Linked DNA regions of Homo sapiens: region 2 is linked to region 1. Evidence: read pairs that join two places in POLR2A ChIA-PET (ENCODE). Cell type or tissue: endothelial cell of umbilical vein. All regions are shown on one strand. Each heading gives the region's core, and the rest is flanking DNA. Links, peaks and the distances in the headings are about the cores only. Region 1 overlaps ZDHHC17 (zDHHC palmitoyltransferase 17). Region 2 has its middle 84 kb from the start of ZDHHC17.

What was found. ChIA-PET counts read pairs that join two places held together with the same protein. Peaks named below come from ENCODE experiments on the same cell type or tissue, not always from the same donor. Only the 100,000 strongest peaks of a DNase experiment are listed, where the experiment ranks them.
Region 2: POLR2A ChIA-PET joins it to region 1 with 7 read pairs; 10 of 35 experiments call an interaction of 5 or more read pairs at or near these places.

The regions. Positions count from the first base shown.
Region 1 is chr12:76,768,481-76,773,863 of GRCh38, reverse strand. The region is part of intron 1 of ZDHHC17 (zDHHC palmitoyltransferase 17); the gene reads right to left. Among named protein-coding and RNA genes, the nearest start is that of ZDHHC17, 7.1 kb to the right of the region's middle. In endothelial cell of umbilical vein, for the core only: no CTCF peak of the experiment used is centred there; no DNase peak of the experiment used is centred there.
Region 2 is chr12:76,677,337-76,682,719 of GRCh38, reverse strand. No RefSeq gene overlaps it. Among named protein-coding and RNA genes, the nearest start is that of ZDHHC17, 84 kb to the left of the region's middle. In endothelial cell of umbilical vein, for the core only: no CTCF peak of the experiment used is centred there; a DNase peak (open chromatin) is centred at 2,729.

The DNA of each region.
Region 1 (5,383 bases), core at 235-5,234:
TCAAGTAAAAAGGTTACTAAAAGAAGTGGCCTTAGAGCAACTGCTAAAAATGAATCCTCCCCTAGTTCCTTTAGTAACAAGGAAGAACTGATAGTTAACTCTAATAAAGTTTTTCTACTATATTGTAAAAAATAAGTAAAAAATAAATTGTATTTTGACCTATTCATGTATACAGCAAAGTACATATAAGGATTATGGGCTTGGGAGTCAGAGTTTAGGTTCTAATATAAACTATGCCAACTTTCTAATGATGTGAACCTGAGTAAACTACTTCACCTCTCTTGAATCTGTTTCCTAATCTGTAAACAGCTCAACATATACACTTTGCAGAACTACTGTGAAAAGTAAATGAACAAAACTTGGAAGCAATAAGACGTCCTTCAGTGGGTGAATGGATTTGATACACCCAGAAAATAAAATATTATTCAGCACTAAAAAGAAACGAGCTATGAAGCCATGAAAAGACATGGAGGAACTTTAAATGAATATTACTAAGTCAAAGAAGCCAATCCAAAAGGCAACATACTGCATGATTCCAACTATAAGATACTCTGGAAAAAACAAAACTAAAGAGACAGTAAAAAAAATCAGGGATTGGTGGGAAGGACATATGAACAGGCAGAACAAAGATTTTTAAGGCCATGGAACTATTCTACATGACAACATAATGGCGGACACACATTACTCTTACAAGTGTTAAGAACCTCGCCGGGTGCAGTGGCTGACACCTGTAAGCCCAGTACTTTGAGACGTCGAGGCAGACAGATCACCTGAGGTCAGGAGTTCAAGACCAGCCTGGCCAACATGGTGAAATCCCGTCTCTACTAAAAATACAAAAAATGAGCAGGGCGTGGTGGCACGTGCTTGTAGAGGTACTCGGGAGGGAGGCTGAGGCAGGAGAATTGCTTGAACCCAGGAGGCGAAGTTGCAGTGAGCCAAGAATCACGCCATTGCACTCCAGCCTGGGCAACAAGAGCAAAACTCCATCCCTCTCCCAAAGAAACAAAAACAAGCGTTAAGGCCGGGCGCGGTGGCTCACGCCTGTAATCCCAGCACTTTGGGAGGCCGAGGCGGGTGGATCACGAGGTCAGGAGATTGAGACCATCCTGGGTAACATAGTGAAACCCTGTCTCTACTAAAAAAAAAAAAAAAAATACAAAAGTTAGCTGGGCATGGTGGCACGTGCTTGTAATCCCAGCTACTCAGGAGGCTGAGGCAGAAGAACTGCTTGAACCTGGGAGGCAGAGGTTGTAGTGAGCTGAGATTGTATCACTGCACTCCAGCCTGGCGACAAAGCTAGACTCCGTCTCAAAAAAAAAAAAAAAAAACAAGTGTTAAGAACCATAGAATACACAACACGAAGAGTGAGCCCTAATGTAAACTATGGCCTTTGGGTGATAATGATGCATCAATGTAGGTTCATCTACCATAACAAGTGTACCACGCTAGTGTAGAATGTCCATACTGAGGGAGGTTATGCATGTGTACAGGCAGGGAGCATATGGGAACTCTTCGTACTTTCTGCTCAATTTTGCTACCAATATAAAACTGCTCTTAAAAAATTAAGTCTGTTCAAAAAATTCAAAAACAAAACACAAATGAGACCATTTGTAACCACAGCTAGCTAGTGCCTAGCAAATCCAACTCTATCATCTCTATCATACTGTATTGTGCTATAAAAACAGGCAACCTGGATTACTACTTAACCTCTCTATACCTCTGTTTCCTCATTTGTAAAATAGGTATAAAAAGCTGTGAGGATTAAATGAATGAATATACATGCAAAATTGTTTAGGATAGTGCCTAGCTCATACTTATAATTTGCTGGCATCTATGTCCCGGCTACATGGAAGAAAGAAGCTGGTCTGCATTTGGAGAAAATGAAGCTGAAAGGGAGAGAGGAGGAGAGATAAGAGAGTTTTGGTGGCATTCTCAGCTCAGGTTCCAGTTGTGTTTGATTTCAACTGCATCCTTGCATCCTGAGTTTAGGTTATCTGAGACAGTAAATTCCCCTTTTTGCCCAACTATGTTTCAGACAAGATTGTTGACATCTGCAACAAGAGGATCCTTACACAACAAGAAACTTCTGTCTTCAACTCAAAGAACTTTTTTTTTTTTCATGAGAATAGGGATAGTTTTGGTAACCACCAGTTTTGTTCATACCTCATTAAATCCTTCAAAAATTAATGAGTATTCATAATTGAAAAATTATTCTTAAAAACTAAACAAGGGTAGGGTATACTAACATCTCAATCAGAAGTAATTTTTCACTTCATTTTTTTCTAGAATACAACAACTGATAAAAATGCAAGCCATCTGACATATATACACAAAAAATGTCTCAGGTACTGTTAATGTTATAATCTTCATATCCCTAACAGTATCACCGATAATCAGAAAGATGATCCTAGGACACTATAATGTTCTAATTTATCAAAGAAAGATTCTATTATGTTTAGTATGTATTAACCCTAGAAAATAATTTGGCAAATTTGCAACAGGAATTGAAACAAAAACAAAAAAGTATTGTTTAATTCTCTGTAACTCAGGATACTAAGTTCACAGTATCTCATTCACAGAAGGCTGAAGTTTCACTGTACTTTCAAATTAGCTGCCTGTGGCTCCACTTTAAGAAAATTTTAAAAGAAGATATTTTATCCTAGGTCTAAATAATTATTCCACTGGGTCAAATTTTATGTATTTTATAAATATAATATTGTCTTGAATCATTATTTTTCAAATTCCAAAATTAAAATATTTGATTTTACTCTTAAATTATCCATCTGTAATAAAATCTATTCATAAAATAATACTATAATCAGATAATGCGCTGAAAGAGAATTTTACATAACCTTAATAGTGAAACATCTTTTCGGATTATGTAATTGTTGTGGGTTCTGTTAAAAGCAAACTGCATTTTTTTTTTTTTTTTTTTTTGAGATGGAGTTTTGCTCATTGCCCAGGCAGGATGGCACGATCTTAGCTCACAACCTCTGCCTCCCAGGTTCAAGCGATTCTCCTGCCTCAGCCTCCCGAGTAGCTGGGATTACAGGCATGCACCCCCATGCCCGGCTAATTTTTTATTTTTAGTAGAGACGGGGTTTCTCCATGTTGGTCAGGCTGGTCTCGAACTCCCGACCTCAGGAGATCTGCCAGCCTCAGCCTCCCAAAGTGCCGCAATTACAGGCGTAAGCCACCAAGCCCGGCCAGCACACTGCATTTTAAGACACCTTAACTGTTCAATGCTGACTACCTTAACATACCCTTACAACCCTCTCTAGGAGGAAAGGAGGACCACGAATCATTTCTAATTTTAAAAAATACACACAGACACACTCTCCCTCATCTATCCTGAGGTATCTGAAGGTCTACAGTTAATCTTACATCATTTTACAATGTGTTATTTTGTAAATGTTATTACTTCGGAGCCTAGCAAAGGGTCAAGACCATACTTGGATTCTCAATAAACACTCCCTTGTAGCAAAGCACACGTCTTTAAAAACATCAAATAGGGCAAAAGGGCTTATAATAAGAAGTCCTCTGCCCATCTTCTCTTCAATCCCCAGAGACAACCAATACTAATTATTTTAGCCACTCTAATATATGCATACTACAATTGTTTATCAATTTGAGGTACTACTTTTTACCACAATATTAATAGCCAACACTTATTGTTGTTTACTAAGTGCCAGACACAGAACTTCACATGTATTATCTCACTTAATCCTCACAACAGCCTCATAAAGTAGGTGTTATTATACCCCCATTTTAGTTTGGAAAATTGGGATGCAGAGTTCAATAACGTGCCCAGGATTGCAAGCTAGTGAGCAGAATTGAGATTTGAATCCTAACACCATTGCTCACTTTTAACCTATATACTCTTATATCCACCAACTCCACAGTCCACTCTTAATAAATACTTTTGAGATCCTCCCAAATTAAATAAAAATAATGAACAAAATAAAACAAGCCGAATCAGGAAAATGACATTTCTCAAAACCAGAACAATTTTTTGGTCAGTAATTTTCAACTCTGGCTTTGAGCACAATCCATGAAGTCTCACCAATTAATCACATTTTAATTTTATATCTATTGACTCAGTGATTACTAAGCTTAATAGTAATGCTCAGTGGTTACTGGGCTTAACAGTGGTCACTATACTAAGCATAGTAGTTACTAAGCTTAATATATAGTATTTTAAAATATACATTATTTTAAAATCTAGATTATTATTATATGACCTATAACATTTTTGCTGAATTTTTTAAAAGGCATCAAATCCTAGTGACTGCATAAAGAAGTGCTTTGAAGGAAAAGAGTTGCAGGTAACCTATGGGAAGAAAAACAACTTTCAAAGTCATTTTGTATCTGCTTTCTGAAAGCAAATGAATTACCTTATATGTGTACAAATACATATATATACACACACACATATAATATATACATAATAGGGCAAAAAGTAATAGAAAATGGCAAAATTCTTTTCACTAAAGAACAGCTTCATGGCCGAGCATGGTGGCTCATGCCTGTAACCCCAGCAGTTTGGGAGGCCGAGGCGGGTGGATCACCTGAGGTCAGGCGTTCCAGACCAGCCTGGCCAACATGGTGAAACCCCATCTCTACTAGAAATACAAAAAATTAGCCACGTGTGGTGGCAGGCACCTGTAATCCCAGCTACTCGGGAGGCTGATGCAGGAGAATCGCTTGAACGCAGGAGGCTGAGGTTGCAGTAAGCCGAGATCACGTCATTGCACTTCAGCCTGGGCAACAAGAGCGCAACTCCATCTCAAACTAAAGCAAAAAACCAAAAGCTTCAAAAAGTAGATTTTATGAAATCTGTGAGGACAGTAGATAATAGCAATAGTTTGATTTAATATTCAAACAGAAATCATCAGAAATAATAAAATGAATGTGAAATAAAAAACGTTACCATAAAAAGAGAGACGAAAATGAGAAAAAAAGGCAATAGCAGAAGTTTTGAAATAGAGAAAAAAGGAAGAAAGAAAGAGATGAAAGCCCTAGATAATCTAGGCAATCCAGTTCAAAGCTCTGAGTCAGATGGTTCTGAAATAGCCCCTGTGATACTGTGGCAGAAGGGGATATTGTGATCTCATTCTATCAAAGAGCTGAGATGACTTACTGAGGATGTACTAGTAGGTAAAATGGAAGCTGGTCATGGCTAGTCTGCTGGACCAGTAGACCAACATATGGTCTCTGTCCCTCTACGGAAGCCTTTCTTCTAACCACTCTAAATGACAGGAATCTGACACCACTTACAAGCTACATTACTTAATTCAGTACTTATTTGAATCGTCCAGTGTTTCACGTGCCTACAACTTCCCAACTAGTTATTTACCTTCTGGAAAACATATGCTATCTTTTT
Region 2 (5,383 bases), core at 313-5,312, 91 kb after region 1:
TGAGGCAGGCGAATTGCTTGAGCTCAGGAGTTCAAGACTACCTTGAACAACATGGTAAAACCCCGTTTCTACCAAAAACACAAAAAAATTAGCCAGGCATAGTGGTGTGCGTCTGTGGTCCCAGCTACTTGGGAGGCTGAGGCAGGAGGATCGCTTGAGCCCAGTAGGTGGAGGTTGCAGTGAGCCTAGGTCACACCACTGCACTCCAGCTAGGGCAACACAGTAAGACACTGTCTCAAAAAAAAAAATTAATTTTGTTCCCCTTTTTTGGGGAAATGTAGGACAAAAGACTCTTTCAGTCGCCACTGGTTGGAATTTATCGAAAGAGTTGAAGGCCAAAGATTTATATTTGTATGACTGTGTTGGTGTCTTTAAAATTAAAGCTGAATCCACAGTCTTGTACCTTGTGTGAAAAGAACAGATGGATGACAGTTATCGCAGAAAGGGAAAATCCAGGGGTTAGCAATTGTGACTATTTCTCCAGCACTGAACACAGAAGAGCACGCCATCCTAGATATATCAGGCCTGCTTAATTTAATGTAATAATTCAGTATTGAAAATATGTGACTCTCTCCCTTTGTTCTGAGCAATCCTCTCTGGTTTTCCACATAGGTTTGCTACCCTAAAGCACATCTCATTCTCAGCTGGAGCTGTCCATCAGAATTACCTGGGGAGCTTTTAAAAAATAATAACACTGGAGCCTCTCCCAGGGCCAACGGAGCCAGAATCTCTGAGGGTGGGGTGTGGCATAGGTATTTTTAAAAAGCTCCCTGAGTGGTTCTAAAATGCAGCCAGGGTTGAAAACCTGTGGTCTAAAGAAGACAATGTGCTAACCAGATTTCCCTATTCCAAATCCTTCAATGGAAGAAAATCCAAATCCTTACCATAAGCTTCAAGGTCGTATACGATCTGCGCCCTGTCTACCACTCTGTGGCCACCACCTATCACATTCCCGTTACCCCCTATATTCTAGCCCTGTTGGTTGTATTAGTTACCTATTGCTGCATAAGAAATTACTCCTCAACTTACAGGCTAAAAGCAACAAACACTTATTCTCTCACAGTTTCTATAGGCCAGGAATCTAGGCCCAGTTTAGGCAGTGCCTCTGGCTCGAAGTCTCTCACAAGGCTGCAGACCAGGAGTTGACCATGACTGCAGTCTCATCTGAAGGCCCAACAGGGGGAGGACTCACTTCCAAGCTCACTTAAGTGGACCTTTTTTCCATATGGCCGTTGGACTGAACGCCTCAGCTCCCTCTTGCTGGCTGTAGGCCAGAGGCCTCCCTCAGTTCCTTGCCGTGTGGACCACTCCACAGGATGGCTTGTGGCAGCTTGCTTCATCAGAGTAAGTGTGTCTGGGGTCCCCAGGACCACCCCCACATTAAGAAATGAGCTAGAAGGACTCATAGGACTCCTCATAAGTTGCACTCACACTAGGATTTATTAAAGCAGTATAGTAAAGATAAACAGCCAGATTACAAAGGAAGCAGGCCCCAGCAGAGTCTGCACGGATCCATTTGCAGGCTCCCTTATGCTCTCACATTCCACAAGAGCTCACACAGATCACATTCTTCTCCCAGCAACAAAAATGCAGAAATGTTTGTGTGATGCTTCTGTCCAAAGAAGCCTATTAAAACTCAGCAACCAAAGGTCTTGTCATAGGCTAGTCACACAAGCACCCTGTGCCTCACTCATGCCAAAATTCCAGATTTCTGGGAAGAAAGCGGGTATTCAGCATAAGCCATATTGTTTGCACAAACAGTCTAGGCATAGTGAGCCTCCCTCATCATTTAGGGAGAGTTATATTAGCATAGGGACCTATTTACCTGTCAAGTTCCCAGATGCCAGCCAATGGCCAACCTTACAAGCTGGCATTTCTAAGGATAGCAGTCTCGGTTCTGCTATGTTAATCTTTTTCTGCACAGCAAGAGAACAAGAGAGAAAAAAAAATGCTCAAGACAGAAGCCAACATTTTTAACCTAACATTGGCAGTGACATTTCATCACCTCTACAGCATTCTATTCATTGGAGGCTAGTGACTAAATCCAGTCCACACCCTAGGGGAGGGAGTTTCACTCTCCCAGAGTTCATTGGGAGTCATTTTAGAGGCTGCCTACCACACTGGTCTACTTTTTTTTTTTTTTTTTTTTTTTAGATGGAGTCTTGCTCTGTCACCCAGGCTGGAGTGCAGTGGCGCGATCTCGGCTCACTGCAACTTCTGCTTCCTGGGTTCAAGTGATTCTCGTGCCTCAGCCTCCCCAGTAGCTGGGATTACAGGCATGTGCCACCATGCCTGGCTAATTTTTGTATTTTTCGTAGCGACAGGATTTCATCATGTTGGCCAGGCTGGTCTCGAACTCCTGGCCACAAGTGATCGCCCACCTTGGCTTCTCAAAGTGTTGGGATTACAAGCGTGAGCCACCGCATCTGGCCACTGGCCTACTTTTTATTCTTCAACACCTCCCCAACCCCCAAATTATTTCTGCGCTTTAGAGCCTTTGCATGTAATATTTTCCCTACCTGCTACAGTCTCCTCCACTTCATTCAGGTTTCAGCTTAAATGTAACCTTCTGAGGGGCATATTCCCTGGTTATCCGATTTAAAATAGTACACACTTCTTCCCAACAATTTTCATCACCTTATCCTGCTATATTTTTCTTTATGACAGTTACCATTATCTACAATTAAATATTTCTTTGTTGACACAGCTGTGCAAATTGCATGACAGCAGCAATCTTATCTGTTTTGTTCACTGTTTATACAATTACATAGTAGTAGCTGACACATATTAAACACTTATCAAAATCAAGTTATTAAATGAGTAAGTGAGCAGCATTCCAGAACACCCCAAAGTTATATTTCTTAGCAAAAATAACTATATCTTATACATCTGTCTCTTCTGAGTTTGCTTAGTCTGAGTCTATGTCCAAGAGAGTGATGTGATCACCTTTGGCTAAAGTGTAATATTAAGTTTCTAGGGTTATAGATCTGAAAACCAATCCTGGACCAAACTACCTCACTGAGATAATGCCAACTTAGAGGTCTGCCTAAGAGGTCTGCCAGCCATGCTCCTGAGATGGCACTTCTATATCATCAATTACCTCTCCATGTACTTCCTCCACAAATATTTACTAAGGGTCCACCTGTGTCAGGCTCTATGCCAGCAAATAATTCATTTGCGAAAAAGACAATCTTTGCTTTCAAGAATGTTACAGTCTAGGAAATAATCTTATATTAATTAAGGTATAATTCAGAATATAAATAGATTTCAAAGAGATGAACCAATAAAGACAAGATTAAATATAGCTCTTAAATTTGGATCAAATTCACTAAAATTTATTATAAAATTTGACATTTTACAGGTGAAGTTAGGAATATGTTGTTATAAATACTGCTACTAATAGCCACACTTACTGAGTATTCTCTGTTAGTCACTGTGCTGGGAGCACAGGTGTAAAATCCAAATCAACCAGAGTTCTTGGTTCCAGCAACCGAAGCTAACTCCAGCTGACTACACTGTAGAAGAGCTTAATCAATGCTCGTAGACTTGCTTGGGCAGCCTGGAGAAACAGGCTTTTGGCTGAATTTCCAGGAGTAATGCCACAGAACTGGGCCAATGAGGAAACTACCATCACTGTCACCAAGCACTAGATGGTACACCTTGCACTGATGCCACTTCTGCACCAAGAACCAGTTTTAATGCAGTTAATGCTGCCCACACTGATGTTACTTCTGTACCAAGAACGCAACTGGTCGCCACTGCTGCAACCACCCCTGCTGCCTTTAGAGAGTGCTCCCAGATCCTTCCCTCCTATGCCATTAGTTCCTGCATCATAATTTGGTTTTATTACAGCTGAATGATGAAGCCCAAGGTTACATGGATCTGTCCTCATTGCAAGGAAAATAAAGTACCCAAGAAAATAAGTATTAAGCACTTTCAACATCTACAAAGTAGAAGGATCTTTGTCCCATCCATTACCCATAAATGGGGAATTCTATAACACAGAAAGAGTTTAGATGCTGAGAAGCCTAAAGAAATGGTACTATCTTTTTCAGTCTCCACAACAACTCTGGACACAGGAATTATCTTCCAAAAATCAAAATTTAGGAAATTCCTTACCCAAGAGTGGCAGTGTTAGTACTCAAACTCAGCCATGTTTGTCTCCAAAGCCATATTCTTGACTAGAATTTTATACTCCTACTTCTCTAGAGGAGTAGTTGTTTCCTGGAAATATTTTTTTTTTTAAATGAGACTAGTTTTCTTTACATAAATAGAATATTCCATTGGCAATTCTAAATGAAATCATCTCTAAAGCCTGATACTTATTAGCAATAAAAATTCTCAAACATACGTTATCTTCTTGTATGTGATGATAATGTTACTGGCAAAAAAAACACAGTACATATTTCTTTGCAATTAATTTCTAGTAGTGGTGACAAGATTTGAACTGGATTGTATACACAGAATTACCCAGACTTGTTGTGGCAAAAGGCGTTTGCAAAACAAATAATGGGCCGGGCATGGTGGCTCATGCTGTAATCCCAGCACTTTGGAAGGCCAAGGTGGGCAGATAACCTGAGGTCTGGATTTCTAGACCAGCCTAGCCAACATGGCAAAACCCCGTCTCTACTAAAAACACAAAAATTAGCCACGCATGGTGGCGTGTGCCTGTAATCCCAGCTACTTGGGAGGCTGAGGCAGGAGAATCGCTTGAACCTGGGAGGTGGAGGTTGCAGTGAGCCAAGACCATGCCACAGCACTCCAGTCCGGGTAACAGAGGGAGACTCTGTCTCAGAAAAACAAAAACAAAAACAAATAATAATGTTACCCTAACTGCCATGATTACAATGTAACCATGATTTGTGACCAAGGAGCATCTCTAAATTTAACTGACCCACATTGCAACTGAGCATACAGCTTAACATTATCCTTTAAGTAACTGAGTTTACCAGCTGATGCCATCTAAGAACAGAATCCTCTGGTAGCCATTTGTGCACTCAAGCACTTTTTGAAGTGCTCTTCATCTCCTTTGTGTACCAGGCACTAGGTTGCATTAGGGATTCAGAGGCAAATAACCTATAGAAGAACTTAAGTCCAGGAAGGGGAGAGGTCAGCCTGGATAGTCTCCGTGCCTGAGCCCGGGCCTCTTCATATCTTGCCCAATCTAGTAGTTCATACACTTCTTTCCTGGACTACTGCTGACCTTTCTTCAAAGAGCAGTCACATGAATAAACTTTTAAAGATTTAAGTAGAGGCCGGGCGTGGTGGCTCCCGCCTGTAATTCCAGCACTTTGGGAGGCCGAGGCGGGTGGATCATGAGGTCGGGAGATCGAGACCATCCCGGCTAACATGGTGAAACCCCGTCTCTACTAAAAATACAAAA